2 separate regions of the Mus musculus genome follow, and region 2 is linked to region 1. Evidence: chromatin loops called from intact Hi-C (ENCODE). Cell type or tissue: heart. All regions are shown on one strand. Each heading gives the region's core, and the rest is flanking DNA. Links, peaks and the distances in the headings are about the cores only.

The links. Hi-C counts contacts between places; a loop is a spot of excess contacts. Peaks named below come from ENCODE experiments on the same cell type or tissue, not always from the same donor. Only the 100,000 strongest peaks of a DNase experiment are listed, where the experiment ranks them.
Region 2: a loop joins it to region 1, with 4 times the contacts of the local background. A loop is called at or near these places in 5 of 42 quality-filtered maps.

What each region holds. Positions count from the first base shown.
Region 1 is chr11:60,332,893-60,343,724 of GRCm38, forward strand. The region is part of intron 1 of Tom1l2 (target of myb1-like 2 (chicken)); the gene reads right to left. It also overlaps the pseudogene Gm12266. Among named protein-coding and RNA genes, the nearest start is that of Tom1l2, 15 kb to the right of the region's middle. In heart, for the core only: a CTCF peak has its summit at 5,599 (motif pointing left); no DNase peak of the experiment used is centred there.
Region 2 is chr11:60,248,683-60,259,514 of GRCm38, forward strand. Tom1l2 (target of myb1-like 2 (chicken)) reads right to left here. Exons shown (of 15, transcript NM_153080.3): 7 at 10,174-10,290; 8 at 249-382. Gm38501 (a long non-coding RNA gene) reads right to left here and starts at 10,168. Exons shown (of 2, transcript XR_388700.2): 1 at 7,249-10,168; 2 at 5,979-6,134. In heart, for the core only: CTCF peaks have their summits at 2,744 (motif pointing right) and 5,433; DNase peaks (open chromatin) are centred at 2,776, 5,849 and 7,709; H3K27ac peaks cover 1,018 bases.

The sequences.
Region 1 (10,832 bases), core at 1,299-9,298:
ACCTGGGTCCTGACCCAAGATAAAACCTGTGCTAGGTAGTATGCATATAGATGGGCAAACCAGTCCACACCGGATCTCGATGTCCTTCCCCAGATACAACTCCTCAGGAAGCCAGGGGAGGGAGATGACACCCCCAGCAGGCTGTGCTGTGGGCCACACTGGGCTTCAATCCTGCTGGGGTTTTTGATTCTGAGAAAGTCATGAAAGAGGTAAAATTACACAGCCCACTTTTAGGACCATGTCCTTAAAACTCCCAGAGAGAAAGCTGCAAAACAAGAAATAGTCTTGGTTCCAAACACATAAGCTGTGTGCCGGAGCCTAAAGCCCACTGAGCAGTGCAGTGAGAGCCAGCTTCCTCCAATACCCAGAGGGATAAACATGATTCGTCCCTTCCTCCCACCAGTACACTGTCAGGGTACATCCCTATTCCTCCTCTCTGACATATTTTCCACATAGAAAACAGGAAGCTTGTATGTATACTGACACCTAGAGAGGCCACTCAACCCAATACCAGAACCAAAGGCTAATAATGACCACACTTAAATAGTCAAATATCTATCAAATACATATGAAATGCCATACCACTGCAGATTAGGAATTGTTGTCAGCATAAGGTCCTAAAGTAGACCAGGAAGGGATTATGGATCTAAAACACAAGCAAGTGAGACCACTGCACAGGAGCCATAACACGCTACACACAGCCAGGGAGAGCACAAGAACAGCACAGCGCATGCACAGCGCCTGCAAGGAAGAGACAGGCAGGAGCCCAGCCAGGGAGGGCCTCCTACACCAGCAGCATTTATAAGCCGTTCAGGAGAGGGAGAATCCCAGGAAGTTCCCAACAGGTTTGTCCCACATATGGGGCATACAATATAGAAAGGGAAGGAGAACAGGGAAAGAGGCCAGCTAAGAGCAACTGGTCAGGCAGACCAGGGCTAGACCAAGTCAGCGAAGGCAAAAACCAGGGTGAAACCAATGTTATGGACTCTGAAGACAAACAAACATAAGACGCAACCACCAGCAGTGAAGCCCACAGACACACTGAGCCTGAGTTCAGCAAGGCTCTCCACCTCCTCGATTCCCTTCTGACACTGCTCACCTGTGGAGCCGTCTGTCCTATGTACATAGGAAACTGAGAGGAGTGCGTCCCAAGGACACCATTTTAGAAACATGCCATTGCAAGTGACATTTTCGGGTGTCAGAGTTAGTCTTCTCTGCTGGCAGACTGAATGTGCCCAGCTGACAAGAGAGACTGTGACACCAACAATTATAGAAACAAATTCAACCTAGAATCTGGAAACCAAACTGTTGTTTCCATCTCGTCCAGCACATTCAGCAGACAATATGGTGGGCCCCTGGCAGAGGGCCCTCACTTCTCAACCCTAGCAGCTCAGGGAGACTGGAAGGAAGCCAAACTTCATGACCTTTCAGAGTAGCAAGTGGTGAAAATACCATACAGGTATAGGGTTTCTCAGGGCAAAAAGACAGCACAAAAGAGCACACGTCATGTGACTCCACTCAGCTGCACCTCACCTCCAGAGACAGACAAGATCAGCGGCTGCCTCTGCAGGTGTGCTGACAGGAAGCCTGCCCTGAACAGCATCAAAACAAAACCCAACCAGCCTTGTGTGAGGTTGACTGTCCACATCTTGGCAGGGTGCAGACTACAAACATACACATTTGTCAAGAATGCATCAACTAAGATTTGTACATTGTATTTCCTATAGGAAAAACATAAGGCCCCATCTCAAAAAACCAAAAAGGAAAACCATATCTCAATGAAAACATCAGAAAGCAAATATACAATATTTGTTATACATATAACATATACAAATAAATTTACTATAATCATAACTGTAAGTAAATGTATGAAGTATATGTATAAATGTATAAATATATACACACATATAAATTGGATTCTTAAGACTACCCCTATGGAGGGGTAAAAGTTTCGAGACAAACTGAAAGTCACCTTTTTTTTGCTGTTTGTTTGTTTGGTTTGGTTTAGTTTGGTTTGGTTTGGTTTTTTTTTAGTTTTTCGAGACAGGGTTTCTCTGTGTAGCCCTGGCTGTCCTGGAACTCACTTTGTAGACCAGGCTGGCCTCGAACTCAGAAATCCGCCTGCCTCTGCCTCCCAAGTGCTGAGATTAAAGGCGTGCGCCACCACCGCCTGGCACTGAAAGTCATCTTTTGTCTTATAAAATTTATCCTTACATTGCAGGACTGGGAATGAACCTGAAGAACCTGTAATTCAAATACATAAACAAGTAGGACACGACCTACTCAACATCACACAGAAAAGCAGTTTCAGAGTGCTGACCAATCTCGGATGTCCTAGGTCCTCATTTGAGACGTATTTCTCTGTTTCAAATGAGTACCAGGGGCTGGAGGAATGGCCTAGTGGTTAAGAGCACTGACTGCTCTCCCAGAGGTCTGAGTTCAATTCCCAGCAACCACATGGTAGCTCACAACCTTCTGTAATGGAATCTGATGCTCTCTTCTGGTGTGTCTGAAGATAGTGACAACGTACACACATACATGAAATACATAAATAAATCTCAAAAAGAGAGAGAGAGAAAGAGAGAGAACTGGAGAGATGGCTCAGTGCTTAAGGGCACCAAGTGCTCTTCCGAAGGTCCTGAGTTCAAATCCCAGCAACCACATGGTGGCTCACAACTATCTGTAATGGGATCTGATGCCATCTTCTGGTGTGTCTGAAGACAACTACAGTGTACTTACATATAATAAATAAATAAATCTTTAAAAAAGAAAAAGAAGGAAGGAAGGAAGAAATGAATGCCAGAAAAAGCCAAGAAAACAGAAGCTAAAGGTAGTTTTAGGGACCAGTTTCATTTAAGCATCAAACCCGGAGTTAAGCCAAACTGTTCTTCCTACCAAGCAATCTGAATCAGGAGATTAACTTTCAAACAATAAAAGTATTTACCTCCGTGAGTGAGTCAAGAGCCCTTCTACTAAATGGCATCTGGACACTGCCTCATTGAGCCTCTCTACCATAACAAGTAGCCAAAAGAAATGACTGACAAGAAACTGTGGGTAAATAGAAAGCCCCGTGGGTGGGTGTCATGAAACTGACTCAGTGTGGGACTTGGGAAAGCTCCCACCAAGGCAGGAGAAGCACATGTTGCCTTTGTTCAGATTCCTGGCACAAACTGGAGTGGCTTCTTTTGCTTTGCATTTTCTTTGTGGGAGGGAGTTTTGTTTTGTTTTCTGAGACAGGGTCTTTCTGTGTAGCCCCAGTTGTCTGGAACTCACTAGGTAGACCAGGCTAGCCCCTGAACTCAGAAATCTGACTGCCTCGACTTCCAAGTGCTGGAATTAAAAGCATGTGCCACCATGTCCAGCCTGGATGAGATTACAGGCAGTGGGGGACCCTGAGATAGCTTCAGCAGGAGAGCTAATTGCCACAAAAACCAAGGCAGGTTCAAAAGGTTGGAACTTTCAGTCCATAACAACCCCACCCCATGGAAGGGTGTGGCTCTGAAGCTGAGCAAGCCAGGGACAATGATGTGTAACCAACCATGGCTACCCTGCTGATGCCTCCATAGACCCTGACGGATGGGCTGTAAGAGCCCAGACTGGAGCATGTAGACATACAGGGAGATGTGGACACAGAGGCCTCGGGCTCATCCTCCTTTTCCTGTCCACGCACTGTTTCACTTGGCTGTTCGTGGGCTGAATCCTTTGCATCAGGGTGAGCAGAGAGCAAGCTGAGGTCTATAAGCTGCTGTGGCTATCAAGCAGGAAGAAGGTGTCATAAGAGTTCCCACCTCAGAACTGGCTACTCAGAAGCACAGGGGCAGTGACCAAGGCTCATTGATGCACGAAGAAGGATAGTTGTATAGGAGTCAACCCCTACCCAACGGGGTCTGCACCCACTCCAAGCGGTGGTAGAACTGAGCAGAGTCATAGGACTCCCGGTTGGTATCAGGGGTAGTTTTCACATTTTGGTGTCAGAAGTGTTTGTGAGGGTAAAAACAGCATAGACCTACCCTCTCTGGGTCTGTTTCCCCTATATAAATGAGAGAGACCACAGGAAGCCGGGGCTCCTTTATCTGGAACCCTATGATTGTTTGAGTTGCTGGTCTAGGAATTTCCAAAGTTGGGGCTGGAGGGGTGGTTCAGTGGTTATGATCACTTGCTCTCAAAGGACACACACGGTAGCTCAACCACCTGTAACTCCAGGTCCAGGGGATTGATGCCCTTCTCTGACCTCAGCAGGCTCCTGGTATGCCTGTGGTGCATACACACACATGCAAGCAAAACACTCATACACATGAAGTAGGAAGTGGAGAAGAGGAAGAAGAGGAGGAAGAGGGAGAAGAGGAGGAGGAGGAGAGGTGGAAGAGGAATCATTTCGGAAGTTAACCTAAGAATCTGATTCTCTCTCTGGAAGGCACTAGCAAATTCAGCTTTCAAATTCCCCAGCAATACAATGTCCCAGGCCACATTTCCTTTCTTTGACTAGCCATCTGCCAGAACTCTATGATTTATCTCAGGAGTAGCAGCAAAAGAAAAGGGAGGGGGGGCTGGTGCTTAATAGTATTCCTACTCGGGTCCCTGTTCTCGTCACCAGCTTTCAAAGATTCACAGCCCAATTTTCTGAGATGAAATCTGTCTCTGAAGTTGATTGTGGTGACTCACATTTATAGGCAAAGAGATTATTGCATTAGTTGAAGGCCAGCCTGGGCTACAGTGTGTTCCAGACTAGTTTGGGATATAATGAGTTGTTCTCAATTGCACTGATTTAAAATATAAAACCCCACAGATAATTGTTGGCATGCCTCCCAGACTACCAAGACAGCACTAATGGTTAAAGCAGCAACTGGCAGCCGGGCGTGGTGGCTCATGCCTTTTAATCCCAGCACTTGGGAGGCAGAGGCAGGAGAATCTCTGAGGTAGAGGCCAGTCTGGTCTACAAAGTGAGTTCCAGGACAGCCTGGGCTACACAGAGAACCCCTGAGAAACCAGAAAACAACAATAACCAGCAGCTGGCATCTCCTCTCCATCCACCCACAACCATAGTTCTTCAACAAAATCAGAGAGTGGAGTCCGTGGCTTGTCCTGCTGGAAAGTCTCAGGGCTGCTGAAGGAAGCACACTCTCGAGTCAATCCTCAGAACACACGTGGGCGGAGGACTCTTGCTCTCACAATCCTACCAGGAAGAACTGGGTGAACCAGTACTGATGTGAGGACTAATCTGGGTTAAGACAACTATTCCTAGATTCCAGCCACTGAAGTAATTCAGACATCCATTCGCTCAGTCATACAAATAATCACTAAGCCATTCTGTTTAGGAGCCAAGTGTAGTGAAAAGTTCGGTTTCTTTAAAAACCCACTTATGCTATGTGAATATGTTTTTGTTTTAATCTCAGGTGTGGAATATGGGGCTGCTTCAGATTGTCCACAGTGGATAACTATGATTATCCTGTGCTGTGTGTGTATGTGTGCGTGTGCGTGTGCGTGTGTGTGTGTGTGTGTGATTTTTGCCAGGTGCAGAAAGTTTACCTCTAGGACTCTTGAAGAGAGTATAAATAGGAGAGCCCAGAGGGCCAGGGGCAGCAGCTGCTCCCCCTGCTGCCAGTTCCTGCTATTGCACTTGTCATTGCTGGATTGCTGGGTTCTGGATTGCTGGGTTGCTGGGTTGCTGGTTGGAGATACAACAAAGATGTTGGATTTGCCCCAGAGAACTCAACACCCCAGGTCAGCAGGAAGTAGTCTAAAGAGGTCTATGCCCCTTTTCCCCGCTAACCTTTTTTCTCTCCAGCCTAGTACTAGGAGATTAGAAGGGATTAGGGTGGAACACAGATAGAAAGGTGGCAGATACAAGAGCCCAATAAAGTAGCACAAAAAAAGTGCCTACAGTCAAGCGGGAGAAGTCCCCACTCTGGCACTTATAAACCATGAGCCTTGAGGATGGTCCTTCAGTTCTATGCATCTCAGCCCAATTTTCTGAGATGAAATCCGTCTCTGAAGCTAGATGTGGTGGCTCACATTTATAATCTCAGCATCAGGAGTTTTAGGCAAAGAGGTTATTGCATTGGTTGAAGGCCAGCCTGGGCTACAGTGAGTTCCAGACTAGTTTCAGATAGAGTGAGTTTTTTTTTTAAAGATTTATTTATTATTATAAATAAGTATACACTGTTGCTGCCTTCTGACACACCAGAAGAGGGCATCAGGTCTTATTTCAGGTGGTTGTGAGCCACCATGTGGTTGCTGGGATTTGAACTCAGGACCTTCAGAGGAGCAGTCAGCACTCTTAATTGCTGAGCCATCTTGCCAGCCCGAGTGAGTTGTTCTTTTTTTTTTTTTTTTTTTTTTTTTTTTTTCTTTTTTTTGGTTTTTTGAGACAGGATTTCTCTTTATAGCCCTGGCTGTTCTGGAACTCACTTTGTAGACCAGGCTGGCCTTGAACTCAGAAATCCGCCTGCCTCTGCCTCCCGAATGCTGGGATTAAAAGCATGCGCCACCACGCCCGGCGAGTGAGTTGTTCTTGATTGCACTTAATTTAAAAAATAAAACCCCAAAGAGAATTTTTGACATGCCTCCCAGACTACCAAGACAGCACTAATGGTTAAAGCAGCCGCTGGCAGCCGGGTGTGGTGGCTCATGCCTACTTTAGAGGTAGAGCCAGTAAAATATGAGTCATGCCAGGGACAGTGATGTGCACTGTAGTCTCTGCTGCGTAGGTGGCTGGGCTGACAGGATCACTTGATCCCCGGGGTTGAAGGTCACTCTGAGTAACATATCAAGTCCATGTCTCTATAAGACAAACAAAGCCGGGCGTGGTAGTGCACGCCTTTCATTCCAGCTCTTGGGAGGCAAAGGCAGGTGGATTTCTGAGTTCGAGGCCAGCCTGGTCTAGAGAGTGAGTTCCAGGACAGCCTGGGCTATACAGAGAAACCCTGTCTCCAAAAAAAAAAAAAAAAACAAACCAAACCAAACAAAAAGACAAACAAACAATATCATGTATATGAATGACATTACCTACCTGGAATTTTGTGAGAATTAAAGAAAATTAAGTTTGTAAGATATTTAGCCAAGAAGAGCTAGGGACATAGCTCAGTGGTTCAGTGCCTAGCATGTGCAAGGCCCTGGATTTGAACTCCAGCATCATAAAACCAAACAAACAAACTAACAAAAAAAACCAAGGTACTTCTCTGGGGACCACAGGGTACGAGGGGTGGAAAAGTTAAACCCAGAAGTAGAGCAGGGGATGCGGAACCGGAAGGCATAGCAGAGTCAGCCGACTAGATACGAGTCAAAGGCCACAGGAAAACCCACTAATTAAAAAATAAATTGTGAAGCCTGGTGTGGCAGTGCATTTATAAGCCCAGCACTGGGAGACAGAGACAGGCAAGTTTTGGAGGATCACCCAGCAAGTGTAGCCAAAATGGAGAATACCAAGTTCAGTGAAATTCTGTCTCCAAAAAAAGAAAGTAGATGGGCTAGCAAGATGGCTCAGCAGGGGAGGGCATTCGCTGCTACCAAGCCGGATGACCTGAGTTGAATCCCCAGGACCCACCTGCAGAATAACAGGACCAACTCCCACAGTCTATCTTTTTGTTTGTTTGTTTTCTGTTTTTGTTTTTGTTTTTGTTTTTTTGGTTTTTCGAGACAGGGTTTCTCTGTATAGCTCTGGCTGTCCTGGAACTCACTTTGTAGACCAGGCTGGCCTTAAACTCAGAAATCCACCTGCCTCTGCCTCCCAAGTGCTGGGATTAAAGGCGTGCACCACCACCGCCAGGCTTCACAATTTATCTTTTAACTTTCCCATGTGCACAATGGTGCATGCACTCATACACTTCCACACACAATAAATAAATAAATGTAATAATAAAATAAGGTAGAAAGTGGTAGAGAAAAACACCAGATGTTGACTCCTGGCCACCACATGTACAAGTGTGGGCAAACATCCCCCCTACACACACACACACACACACACACACACACACACACACACACAGTCCTCAGTGGGATATCTGTATCTCCCTTTCCAAGTCTCAGAGAACACCAAGGAAAAAGTACTGTCTACTATTGTCTTCTAGGTGTGACATGCTATTGCACTTTTAAAATATTTTATATTTCATGAGTGTGTGTGTGTGTGTGTGTGTGTGTGTGTGTGCTGTTCCTGAACATGCATACAATTGCCATGGCATGTATGTGGAGATTAAAGGACAGTTGTGGTGGTTAGTTCTGTATTTCCATCCAGTGAGTCCTGGGGATTGAACTTAGGTTCTCAGATTTGATGGCAATTGCCTTCACCTTCTCTTAAACTCACAGAGGTTGTGATCACAGGCAAATGATTGGGCCCAGCACCATTGTGCCATGAAGATGGAGGGCCTCAGGAGGCCTTGCCCATCCCTGAGAGCTCACTAACAGTTAACAGCTGTTATGGGGAGAAGTTCACCAGGGTCCATTCCTCTTTGAGTATTTATAGGCAGGAAATGGTTGCTGGAGGAGGGAGAGACTGTTTTAGTGGTGCCCACACAAGTAAGTTACTTGCGCTTTTGTAAGTAATTCTAATTAAACTCACTGGCTCACAGAAACAAAAAACCCAGAAAAGTAAGAGGAGGGCCTAACTGGAGAGAGCAAGGCAAGGAGCAGGAAGAAAATGAGAGGAAAATGGAGGCTGATACACTCAAATACAGCACATGCTATAAGGGGAGCCTGATGATATGTATGGCCAATACATGCTAAGAGAAAACTTTTTTTGACAGGCTGGGCATGGTAGCTCACACCTGTAATCCCAGCACTTGGAAAACAGATGTGGGTAGGTCTCTCTGAGTTTCAGGCCAGCCTGTTCTACACAATTCTAGACTAGCCAGGGCTATACAATGAGACCTTGTCCAGCCCCACAAAGGGAAAAAAGGTATTTCACCACCCAGCATATGGAGAGGAGCCAGGCTAGCTAGTCCTCATAACCCCAAGTGTTTTATCCTTAGGCTCCACTAAGGAAGAAATAAAAGCATGGCACCAAAGGCAAAAGCAGCAAAAGACAGGCTGGACTAAAAACTGCTCACTGAAGGACAGGAGCAACAAATTAAAAAGTGTCCTACAGAGAGTGGTGGACATCTGCTGTGGGCTGATACCAAGACTACACAGGAAATTCCTAAAACTGAACAAAATTAACATCTCAAAACCTAGGTAAAGAACTTGAGCAGATCTTTCTCCAAGAAGATAGTCAATAACAACATGGAAAGATGTTCAACATCATGAATCATTAGGGAAATACAAATCAAAACCACAATTAAGGGCTTGCACTTAGGAGATCTTACCTTCAACAATGCACAGCACCGTAAGAAACAAACAAACAAACAAACAAAAACAAAAAAATAAAAGGAAGGAAGGAAGGAAGGAAGATTAGGAGAGAGCATACCTCGCCCAGTGCATGGACATTACAAAGGAAAGCAGCAGATCTGAGAACAATTGTTAATAAAGATGGGGGATGAAGTTTGCATGCTACTGAGGGGAGGTAAAGTGCTGTACCTGGGAGACCAGCAAGGTGGATCCTCAAAAATCTACAAGTGGGGCTGAGGTAGAGCTCAGTAGTAAAGCACTCACCTGGCACATGTGAAGTCCCTAGGCCAATGCCCCCAGGGCCACCAAAACTTAAAAATGAATTACCATATTACCTACCAATTTCACTTCTGGGTATATATCTAAACACATGTAAAACAAAGACAAACAGATATTTGCACACGTATGTTCATAGTAGCATTACTAACAGCAGCAAGAAGCAGAAGGAACTTAAATGTCCATCAGTGGGTGCACACAATGGAATGTGACAAAGCCTTTAAAAGGAAAGACAAACTGACATGCTCTAATACATGAACTTTTAAGAAATTGTGCTATGTGAAACAGACATGAAAGGACAGATCCTGGATGGTTCTTCATACGAAAGTCCTAGAGAGTTATGTTCACGGTATCTGAAGCACAATGGCGGTTACCAGGGGATAGGGTGTGGGCCCAGGGGATGGCCTTTCTGGTTTGTGAAATAAAATTGTCAGTGATGGATGGTGGTGATGCTCCGCACAAAAATGAGCACAAGTACTACTGTACTATGTGTTTAAAATGGTTAAATGGGGGCTAAGGGACAGCTCAGTCATGTAAGGACCTAAGCCTGATCCCCAAAATGAAAAGTTCACTAGGAACAGCCTTTAACCCTAGCACTCAGGAGGCAGAGGCTGACAGATCTCTAAGTCCCAAGTCAGCCTTGTCTATATAGTAAGACTCTGTCTAAAATAAAATAAAATAAAATAGCTCTCTGCTCCCCCATACTCTAGAGACAGTCACATCTTCTTGTGCAGTGTCAGCCCCATCGCTCAGACATGATGGTGAAGGTCAGAGTGAACATATTTGGCCATACTGGGTGCCTGGTTACCAGGGCCACCATCTGCTCTGCAGTTGGTAAAGTGGAGATTGTTGCCATCAACGACCCCTTCATTGACCTCAACTACATGGTCCACATGGTCCAGTATGACTCCACCCACGGCAAATTCAACAGCACAGTCAAGGGAATGAGAAGCTTATCATCAACAGAAGGCCATCACCATCTTCCGTACCTGCTAACATCAAATGGGGTAATGCTGGTGCTGAGTATGCCACGGAATCTACTGGTGTCTTCACTACCATGGAGAAGGCTGGAGCACACTTGAAGGGTAGGGCCAAAAGAATTATCATCTCCATTCTTTCTGCTGATACCCCTATGTTTATGATGGGTATGACCCATGAGAAGTACGACAACTCGCTCAAGATTGTCAGCAATGCTTCCTGCACCACCAACTAGCTAAGGTCATCCATGACAAGTCTGG
Region 2 (10,832 bases), core at 1,273-9,272, 84 kb before region 1:
TCAGCCCTCCCTGGGACTCACAGGGAGCAGAGGTGGAGGCTGCAGTCAGCTGCCTGCTCTTCTGTTCTCTGGAGAACAAGAAGCACTTTTTCTGTCATCCAAGAGCAAATGAGCATCTCTGATGACTACTCCCCACCTCTAACACCTCCCAGGCTCCCAGGCTCCTCTCCCTGCTTTGTTTATGAATGAACTTCCTCTGATACACCAATCATCTTCTCAAGGAGAAGACCCCGAGGACTTTGCCCCACCTCTCATAGCGGAGGAAGACATTGTTGAGGTCATCGTTGACGTGCAGCAGCTCCTCGGTGACCTCCTCATTGGACACTCGGGAGATGAGCTCCACTATGCGGTGCTGCATGGCTCGGCAGGTCCTGTTCAATTCCTAGGGAACATATGCACTTCTGGCAGGGCCTGCTGGGAATGCTTTTCTCACATTCCACTGCCTTTGAAAGGATTTGCACTGTTTCTTGAAAGTCACAGAAGGAGTACATGCTTGTTCATAAAATCAGGCGTGTGCAGAATGTGAAGTTAACAGCTTCCTCCTCTCCTGCCTCAGAGGAAGCAAGTAGTTCTGTAGGCTTGCGAGCATGTGCAACCACACACACACACACACACACACACACACACACAATGACGGACACACACATGCACGCATTCACACAGATACCCAGACACACACACAGAGATGCACACTCACACGTGCACACACACACATACACACACACACCTCTGAGCATACACAAGTATGTTAGTACAAGTCATTTTTAAAAAGAATATTTAATGCAAATAAATTTGGAAATCAATATGGGATACCTATAAAGATACAATTTAGTAAGGCTATTTAAGCAGATATATTCCTATAATTCCACTAAAAACAAAACAATTAATTAAACCATCACATACAGAAAAAAGCTTTGGATGGCTGAAATAATACCATAACAACCATTTTGCTTTGTCTTTGTCAGTTAAGCTTTCGCCTGTGTTTGATTTGAGTTATAAAGTTAAACCATCACTCTCTAGTGTTAAGGTTGCACCACACAGCTGGGCAGTGGTGGCACACACTTTTAATCCCAGCACTTGGGAGGCAGAGGCAGGTGGATTTCTGAGTTCGAGGCCAGTCTGGTCTACAGAGTGAGTTCCAGAACAGCCAGGGCTACACAGAGAAACCCTGTCTAAAAAACAAAAAACAAAAAAACAAAAAAAACCCACCAAAAACCAAAAAAACAAAGAAACAAAAAAAACCCTGCAACCAATCCCCCTGAACGACTACCAACAACCAACCAACATCTCAGGGCTCTATCATTATAGAGCCTCTGAAAAGTTCCCAGAATTCCAAACATCACACAGTCACAGAATCATCTGCAGCTGTCAAAACCACCCCTCTGCTGGAGCACAAGACAAATCATAGTCAGCTGCTGTGGTCAGTGTGGAGCAGCCTCATATCCCACACCTGGGATTAAAACAAAAATACTCTCTTATAATGTTTCTGTGTTTTTTTTTTAAGTTTTATTTATTCATTATATGTAAATACACTATTGCTTTCTTTAGACACTCCAGAAGAGGGCATCAGATATCACCACGGATGGTTGTGAGCCACCATGTGGTTGCTGGGAACTGAACTCAGGGCCTTTGGAAGAGCAGTCAGTGCTCTTAACCTCTGAGCCATCTCTCCATCACCTCTGTGTTTTTAAAGAAAACAAAATTCCAGAACTGTCACTGCACAGGGGTTGGATGACTTCAACAGCTAACTACAAATCCTTTTAAAAGCGTTCTCTTTATGTGTGTGTGCCTGAGAGGATGCTTGTGCACCACCTGCACGCAGGTGCTGGTGGAAGCTGGAAGACTGTGTCAGGTCCCCGGGAATTAGAGTCACAGGCAGCTGTGGACTGCACAATGTGGGTGCTGGCAATCAAACCCGAGTCCTCTGCAAGAGTAGTCAGTGCTCCCAACTGCTGAGCTATCTCTTAGGCCCAGTACAAATTATTTTTAAGATAGAAAAGCATGATGCTTTGTGCTTGCTTCTCTTCAACAAAATCTCCTAGGCTCCTTTGCCTACGACTTTGTACAGCCTGCCTCACTTCTTCACATGCATCTCACACTGTACAGAGCTTGCTACCTGCTACTGATGGGTACGTGGCTTGTGGTAATCTTTTTCTTTGGCCAACCCAAACAATGTAATTCATACTTATGCCAATTCTTACATAGTTGGGCAAGTACTTGCATAGCATGAGCTCCTTAGAAATAGAATCTCTCTAGTGAAAGTATTACATTTAGAACACAGATTGGTGGTCAGAATAAAAGGCCCTCCACGAATGGGGCAGTTTGCTTGCATTGCCAGCAATGGCAGGACTGGATCTTATGACAGCGTCATGTAATTTACAGTGGCACATCTGTTAAGTTGCTAGGATCTCAGAAGCACCACAGTTCTCACAGAGTTCTCTGTTGGCCAAAGCTGCACCTGCAACCCTCAGCCACCACAGGAGCTCTCTCAACTCTTCAGAGCAGCATCCCCTTAAGACAGACCCTGTACCTCACACGCTGGTTTATAGGAGCCCTCTTGCCCCAGAGCAAGCTCCTAGCTAGGATCTTGTTTGCAGAGAGCCTTAAGCACTCGCTAGGGACCTGCCCTGTTGTATGTCAAACTAAGGATACTACAGAGGAAACATGGCAGGCTGGTCAGGCTGGCCCCTCAGCCTTCCTGTAGGCCATCAGGGTCGAGGCAGAAGTGAAATACTGTTCCTGGACACTGGGGGGAGCTAATAATCCAGTTAGATATGGGAACAGACACTAAAGCTGGCCAAACTTCTCATAGCTCCACCTCAGCACCGCCTCAGTCTGCAGATAGGTCTTATAGACTACCAGATCTAGTCACAGCAAGCACAGGCAATCTTTGCCTCTTTTTGTCTCATCATCCTACTGTCCTGGCTAGGAGACCTCTCTTCCCATCTTCTCACCACCAAGGACAACATGTAGCAGCATTTTCCAATGCTCCCTAGAGAATGAGTACACAAGGCAGGTGGCCCTCTACCCACTCAGTGCTTCAGCTCTCAATGCTATGACATGTGTGTCCTAGGCCTGACTGCTCTCTCTTCCCATAGTGCTCAGCCTCAGAGTTCCATAACGCCTACTAAGGATCAAGGTCTGGCCTAAATGGATCACCCTGGAAGCACTCAAACACAGGCCAGGAGAGACTTGCACTTAGGTAGCTGAGAGTCTGGTATTTACCTGAACAAAAGATCCTTTGAGCCTCCTTCCGCCCTGGATCTGACCCTTGCAGGGCCTGTCATCCTGTCTGCCCTGCCAGAACAGCACCACACAAGGAACGCCAGTGTCTGGGCCTGCTTCTCTGAACAGAACAGACCCCTCCTCTTGGCTCTCCAAAAATTCCTACCCTAGATTTGGAGAAGGAAGTATGGTCCCTGGAAGAGGCTCTCCAACAAAGGCAAAGTCCACCACAAAGGCCCAGGGCAGGAAAGCAGGACCCTTTCTAATACTTATGGCTAGGCAGCAATCCTTGGGGGCTTGGTTGGAGAAAGAGAAGGAAAAAGTCAGTCAGTTCTCATTCCAACTACAGGCCAATGGCAAGGTGGAAGACCTGCAAGTCAGAGGGCACATGGCATGTTGCTGCAAACAGTTCTAGAGCATCACCTTCTAGAGCCCACCGGTCATCTCCAAACATGTCTTAGACATGGATGAGAGGTGGCCTCACGAACTTACCACACTGCTCAGGGATGGCAAGGGGCTGGCCCTCTGCCAACAATGTCCTTTCCTTTCATTAAACTCCTAACGTATCCTTCCAGACCCCAGGATGTGTCCCTACCCCAGTATGTTATCATATAAATTTTCAAAAATATAGCAAAGTGCTAGGCATGGCACATACCTTTCCAGCACTCGGGAGGGAGGCAGGCAGATCTCTCCGAGTTTGAGGCCAGGCAGCAAGCTCTATATAGCAAGTTCCAGGACAGCTAGAGATATATAGAGACCTTATCTCAAAACAAACAAACAAACAAACAAACAAACACACCATGCAGGTGCTGGAGAGGTGAATCAGCAGTTAAGAGCACTAGCTGTTCTTGTAGAGCCCAGCTTTAATTCTCAAGATCCTTAGTTATTCATATGGTACACATAAATACACACAAAGCACTCATACACCTAAAATAGATATATTTTAAAAATACATATATACAAATGTATGTGGATATATATATAACAAAAGTACAACCACTTAAATTTTACAGTGTCAGCTTTGCCATGTAACTCCCACATATTCACCTCCCTGCCCACTCAGAATGTTTTCTAGAGATCCTGGCAGACCCTCCCTTCACAGAGCTCACACAGCATTCCAGACCTGGACTGCATCTGCTGCCTCTCACTGTCAGTACAGCTCTTATAGCAGAGCCTTCAAGTAACGACTAGCTTGCTCTGCTCCAAAGAGTAGCTGTTAGATTCAGATCCTAGATTCACAGAAGAGCCATGCGGCACACTGCAGAGTGTCTTAGACACTGCAGTGTTAGGCATTGTGGTATATGCTTATGATCTCAGGAGGCTGAGGCAGGTGGGTTGCAAGTGAGAGGCCATACAAGACAGCATAATGCAATGCTGTCTCTCGGCAAAATCAAAACCAAGCAACTAACCAAAACTCATGGCTGCAGCTCTTAAAGCATCAGGGTCCCACCTACAAAGGAAGAGAGCAAGGCTGTGATGGCTTCCACCACAGAGCCCCACCCAGAAAGGATGCTGAGGACTAAGCAGCAGCAGCAGCAGCGCACGCAGGAATGGCTAGAGATATTCTCCATACTCATAGGTCTGATCCCAGACCTCTGCAGAGTTGGAGGAAGACTTCCATTACTTTCAAGCCCATTAGGAAAATGCTAGAGGCCTGCTGAAGGAAAGAACAGACAAGTGCGCTCAGACACTAACACAAGAAGCACCTGCTTTGACCGCATTTGCTGCCTCTCTCACCACTCCTCCTGCCAGGGTTATAGGAAGGGAAACCTCTCTCCAGAGTCTCACAGGCCACACTGTGGAAGACTCCTCCAGGGCTGTCACAAGCACTCTGCCCAGGGACAGGCTCACACATTCCAGCCTTCTGACTCATGGTCTCTGCACATTTCCTGACTTCAACTTTTAAACCAGTGTCTCAAAAAAGGGTAAAAAAGAGATGAAATCCCATATATGTAAAATGAAATCATTACAAAGGATATATTAGCAATCTAAAATTCATGTGTCATGATTCAGTGGTGCATTCTAATTCTAAAGAACAACATGCATTTACTTATGGCTCCCAATTGCCTGTAACTCCAGGTCCAGGGGACATGACACCCTCTCCTGACCTCTGCTGGTACCAGGCACACAAGAGAAACAGACATACAGACAAAACATTTATATGCATAACGTAAAATAATACATCTTTAGAGATGGCTCAGTGGTTAAAATGTGCACTGCTGTTGCAGGGAACCCGAGTTCAGTTCTTAGCACACAAAGGGTGGCTCAAAACCACATAACTCCCAACTCCAGGAGATATGGTGTCCCCTTCTGGTCTTCGTCTGTACTTACATGCACATACCCTCACACAGGCACATCATTAAAAGTTTAAAAAAATCATGTTTAAAAAGAAAAGGAAAAAGAGATGGAGCATAACCTTGGGATTTGTGCCACTCTGTGCCAGCCGACCACCCTCATGGCCTCCCTGGTGTCATCTACCGCCATCACAGAAGGCTGTTGGAGATACCTCAGTCCCCCTCTATTCTTAACCATGAGGAGCAGTGACTGATTCTCTCCTGGGCCAGAGGCCAGCAACTTGTGCAGGTCTTTCTTTCCACCATGCAGACTCTGGGCCAGGAATTCCTTCAGTGCCAAGGCCTTCCGCTCTGGCATCCTCCTATCTCTGGTTCTCAGCAGCCAGTCACTTCTGCAAATGCCTGCCGTCAGTCAGAACACTGGATCAAATACCCTCTTTGCTGCCTCGTTAACCCTGATGCAGTTATCTTCCCTTCAAGAGACAGTTTCATCCCTACCTCACAACATAATCTTTTTATCCTCTAAACCCTTTTCAAGGCAAAGGAACAGAGAATTCAGTCCTGAAGACTCGTCCTGTTGCAGCAGCAAAGGGGACGGGGAGGAGGGAAGGTCCACTGAAAGAGAGAAGGGAGAGCATGAGGTGTGGGATACGCTAGATTTTTTCTGGGAAGAATATCTTGGCCACTCTCTTTGTTGAAATGAGATGCACAAAGTGAGCAGGGATGGCCACAAGGTACTCAAAAAACAGCACAGAGAGGGCTCTTTCCATCTGATAGAGACCTATACAATATCCATCACTGCAAAGGCTCAATTAGATCCCAGTAAAACATAGTCTGTTTTGGCCGAGGGCATGTACTTTAGGAAGGAAAACGACAGCTTTGCACTCCAGGGCTCAACCACGTGTATGTATATGTGAGATGCAGGTGGCACGCCATGCCAGGGGTGACATACACTTTAATACTAAGACTCGGGAGGTAGAGTCAGGCATGTCTCTGAATTTGAGGTCAGCATACTCAACATAGAGAGTTCCAGGGCAGCCATAGTTGTGGTAAGACTGTCTCAAAATAAAAAAACACAAAACAAAAGGTACTGGATGGCAGCGGGTTTGACAATACCTGCCTCCTGTGGTGGGCTGCCTGTTACTATACAAGAGGCATGTCACCAGCATGGACACCGGCCAGTAGGTAGGGCTTACAGCAGTCCTTGGATACCCAAGGCTCTACCCACGTGGGTAAGGCATTTTCTTTGTGCTTTTGTCTAGCACAGACCATATTAAAGCTACAGGGAACAGACTTGGGTTCAGTGTCCAGAGGGGCTTTTTAACAATAGTTAAGAAGCTATGATTCACAGAGGACATGCCCTGTGACAGCCAAGTTCACAGTAAAAGCAATCACTCCAGGCACCAAGGAAGGAGATCCAGGCACAGGAAGGGCCGTGCCTTACCCGCAGCCTTCCAGATGTGCATCTGGCCATTTGTACGTTGTCTGCCCTGCTGTGCTCAGAGGCTAACCTAGTTGGCTTCTGGAAACAAATAGTGCTTTTATGACAGCCAGAACAGCCTGTCACTGGGCTGTGAAAAAATAACTGATCCAAGACTCTGGAGAGGGACTCTGGGCACAGGTGTTGAGTTGGAATAGCTGTCTGGAAGATATTGCTCAACTCAGAAAGTAGAGGATCTGACTGACATCTACCCTGGGAGGTGCTGAGAGTCCTCTTCCAACATCTTACCTCCTTGGGGCCTCCAGCAAAGCTGACAGCACTACGTGTTATTGGTCTTGGCCTTTCCTCAGGTACAAGTCACTTTTCCAGGAATCTCCAGACAAGTAGTTCACAAGTTTCCCTGTTGCTCTCATGGGCTGTGGAAGGACACACCTGGAAGACCTTTGCCGTAAACAGGAAGCAACCAAGATGCCAACTGCCCATGAGTACAACTAGCCACAGGTACATCCTGAGGTCAGTACCTCCAATCCCCTCTCCTCCAACTCCCTGAACCTTCTCGTCATCAACTTACACTGTGTCAAGAGCAGCTTGTGTCTGTTGGTGGGAACATTTGGGCTGGTGACAAATATGCTTACTTCTAGTGCCCTGGCTAGCATCCTGAGCTCTGGACTACTTCTGCCCTGAGTAGTCTGGCTGTCTTCCATATTGCCCATGGAATGTTAGGGGCAGATTTTGACCCCTCCATGTTCCAAGAGGACAGCGGCATTTTCCCATATGGAAGGCTCACTATTCTGTGAGAGCCCCTGCCTGCTGGTTGTTGACTGCTGGGGCAGAAGAAGGGCGACATAAGGCGGTGGCCTCCAGCCAGGAAAAGTGAGTCTGTTCACACAGCTACCCGTTTCTGCCTCTTCTACTCTGAAATGACAGCCCCCCGCAGGCTCCCAGACATGGTCTTTTTCTGTTTGATTTATATGACAGCAGTGGGGGCCAGTAGGCTCTGAGTTGGAACAAAACAGAGTGAAGGAAAATGTCATTGGAAGCAACCTATTTTTGAAAACTGAGCTGATGCCAGGAGACGAGGTTCTGTTATTCTTGGCTGATGAGCTTGTTTAAACAAACAAACAAAATACCCTAGAACCACATGCGTGCAAAACATGTACATGCATTCGAGCACACACATAAGTATGCACACACACACACACACAATACGTTCACGCGCACATGTATGCATACACGCACATATGCACATGTGCACACACACACACAGACCATCTCTGCTCTCTGTTCTGCCTGTCTAGAACCATCTTGCTGTGTTCAACCCACCTTCCTCTGTCAGCTCAGCTCTGCCCAGAGCGACAGCCCCCACCCCATATAAGGAATTCCAACACTGATACAACATAGTCACCATATCATACTAGACTGGCCTCAGAGTCCTGTGTGCCCTAGGATGCCTAGCCGAGCCCTCCTGCAGGCTACGTTAGGGGCCAATGATGGTGTATTCAAGGTAGGTGGGTCCACAGAGTAGGTAACACACGATCACCACCTGAAGAATCAGGACCTTGGTTTGCTGCAGGTGTCAGGAGTGAAGTCTGGGAACCAGAGATACTCAGTGCTCCTACTGACTTAGGCCAAGGGTATTCATCTCAGTTTCAGGAGCAGTCTGATGTTCAGGTCTCTTGCAGTCAGCAGTTTCCTTGTTTGTCTCCTGTACTTAGCTGGGAGCTCCCTAGAGCAGAAGCCGTATCTCCTACTGTCCACGACACTTAGACTGTGCTCAGTGCTGGACCAGAAGAAAGTTTTACCATGCCTTGCTCTATAGGAACTAAGAGCTTGGAGTGGGGAGTGGGAACTCCAAGTAGCAGAACCACTGGGCATGTGTATTACCAAAGCACAGGAGCATCAGAGCCAAGTTTCCTGGGTGACCAGTGTGTGTATTCAGCAAAGTGGGAGATGCAGAACTCAGGTGTGCAAGACTGCCAGACAGAAACAGCAGCAGCAGTAGCAGGGGTATCATGAGGCACTCAGGCCAGGTAGGTCACCAAGCCAGCATGATTCCTGATCTGCACACTCATATACCCTATCTCTTGGAGGAGGGATCTGGTACCTGCAGCTCACAGCATCCCCCTCTCTGCCCTTCCAGAAGGTCACTACCCCGAAGGGCAGTGCCACAGCCACTTTCTGTACAGGAGTCACTGCAGGCTAATGTGACAGGGCTCTGCCTCTGCCTCTGGGCCTCACAGGCCCTCAACCAATTGGAGTCTGAGACTGCAGCCTGGCTTCCTGCTGTCTCCATTTCCTGCCATGTTCAAGATATGTAGGGTGGGCTAAGGTACGGTTCAGCTGTGGAATAACTTGTCTAGTGTGCAGGGCCCTATGTCCCAACTCCAGCATCACCATCTAGAGTGTTCAGAGACAGAGGGTGGAGGTGGGGCAGCAGCCTTTTAGGAAGCACAGTGTTCATCCCATGCCTGAGTGGTCCCAGCAGTGAGGCAGAGAACAGGGGCTTTGACTTTACCTCAGAATCTCCTGCCTTAGGATGAGAGACTAGCACTGCTTCTTCTGGAATAAGGCCCAAGAACTCTTATTCCAGGACATTTATATATACAGTATATACAGTAACAAGGGAGCAAAGCCATGCACAAGACTGTACACACAGCATAATTTCAACTCAATGCAAAATGCATGAATACAACAAAGAGTCTAACTGAAAATACATCAAAATATAAACTCCACTTATTGCAGATGGCTAAAAACTAAGGAAAATTATTTTTTTATAGGCACATACTCTATAACTGGTACTTTAAGTCGGGAAAAAGTTATTAAATATGGGCTAGAGAAATGACTCAGCAGTTAAGAACACCAGCTGCTCTTCCAAAGGTCCGGAGTTCAATTCCCAGCAACCACATTGTGGCTTACAACCATCTATAATGAGTTCTGATGTCCTCTTTTGGCATGCAGGAGTACATGCACATAGAGCACTCATATACATAAAATAAATAAATAAATAAATAAATATTTTAAAAAAGTTATTAAAAAATTACAGGACAGAGAGTGCTACTGGCTTCTGCCCCTCTCCAAGAAGTAAGGTTGAATGTGAACCAGCATGGCCTTGGACCCTCTCCGCCATGGTACCACAGTAGGCAGCACTGGCACTTCCCCTGAAAGCCCGGCCAGGCACTCAGCCCACGCTACATAAGCTAAGGTTAGCCTCACCTGTAGTAGTTCCAGATCAGAAGAATCCTCCTGCCCAGGGACCATTTCTGTTAACATCTCAGACATGACTTTTGTGTTTCCCCGAACAATGTCCAGCTCACTGCGCAGCCTGGCAATCTGTAGGTCAAGGAGAAGGTAGGAAGAAGGTTAGTGAGCTACAGGATCAGAACCAGGCAGCCCAAGGCCTGAGCCAACCCTGCCCACTATGAGATCACCTAGATCAGTCTGAACCACAGGAGTAGCCTCTCACCCACCTTGCTCTGCCTACCGAGGGCTGGAGCATGGTGCGCCCTGGTCACTGAGTCACAGCACGGGAGGAACACAGGGCAGGAGGGAGCTGAGCACTTGTTGCCCTCCTCCCACAGGACCCTGCAGAGCCTTTAACCTGACGGGGCTTCTGTTTCTTCTCTCTAAAATCAGAGAATGGTAGTGCAGGTGCTCCAAGATCCCTTTAGGGTGGAGTCCCTCTTCTATGTGACCCTCATGCACATAGACTCTGTCCCTTCCAGTGTCACACCTTAACGGAGGCTGACCAGTACTCCATGTGTTCTTCTAATAAGAAACGAATGGGTGAGGAGTGGAAGCAGACTTCTGAAAGCTGCCCGCCCTGCCCAGCCATCAGCATCTCCAAACCCTGAGCCTCCTTTCCTGCAGCTGGC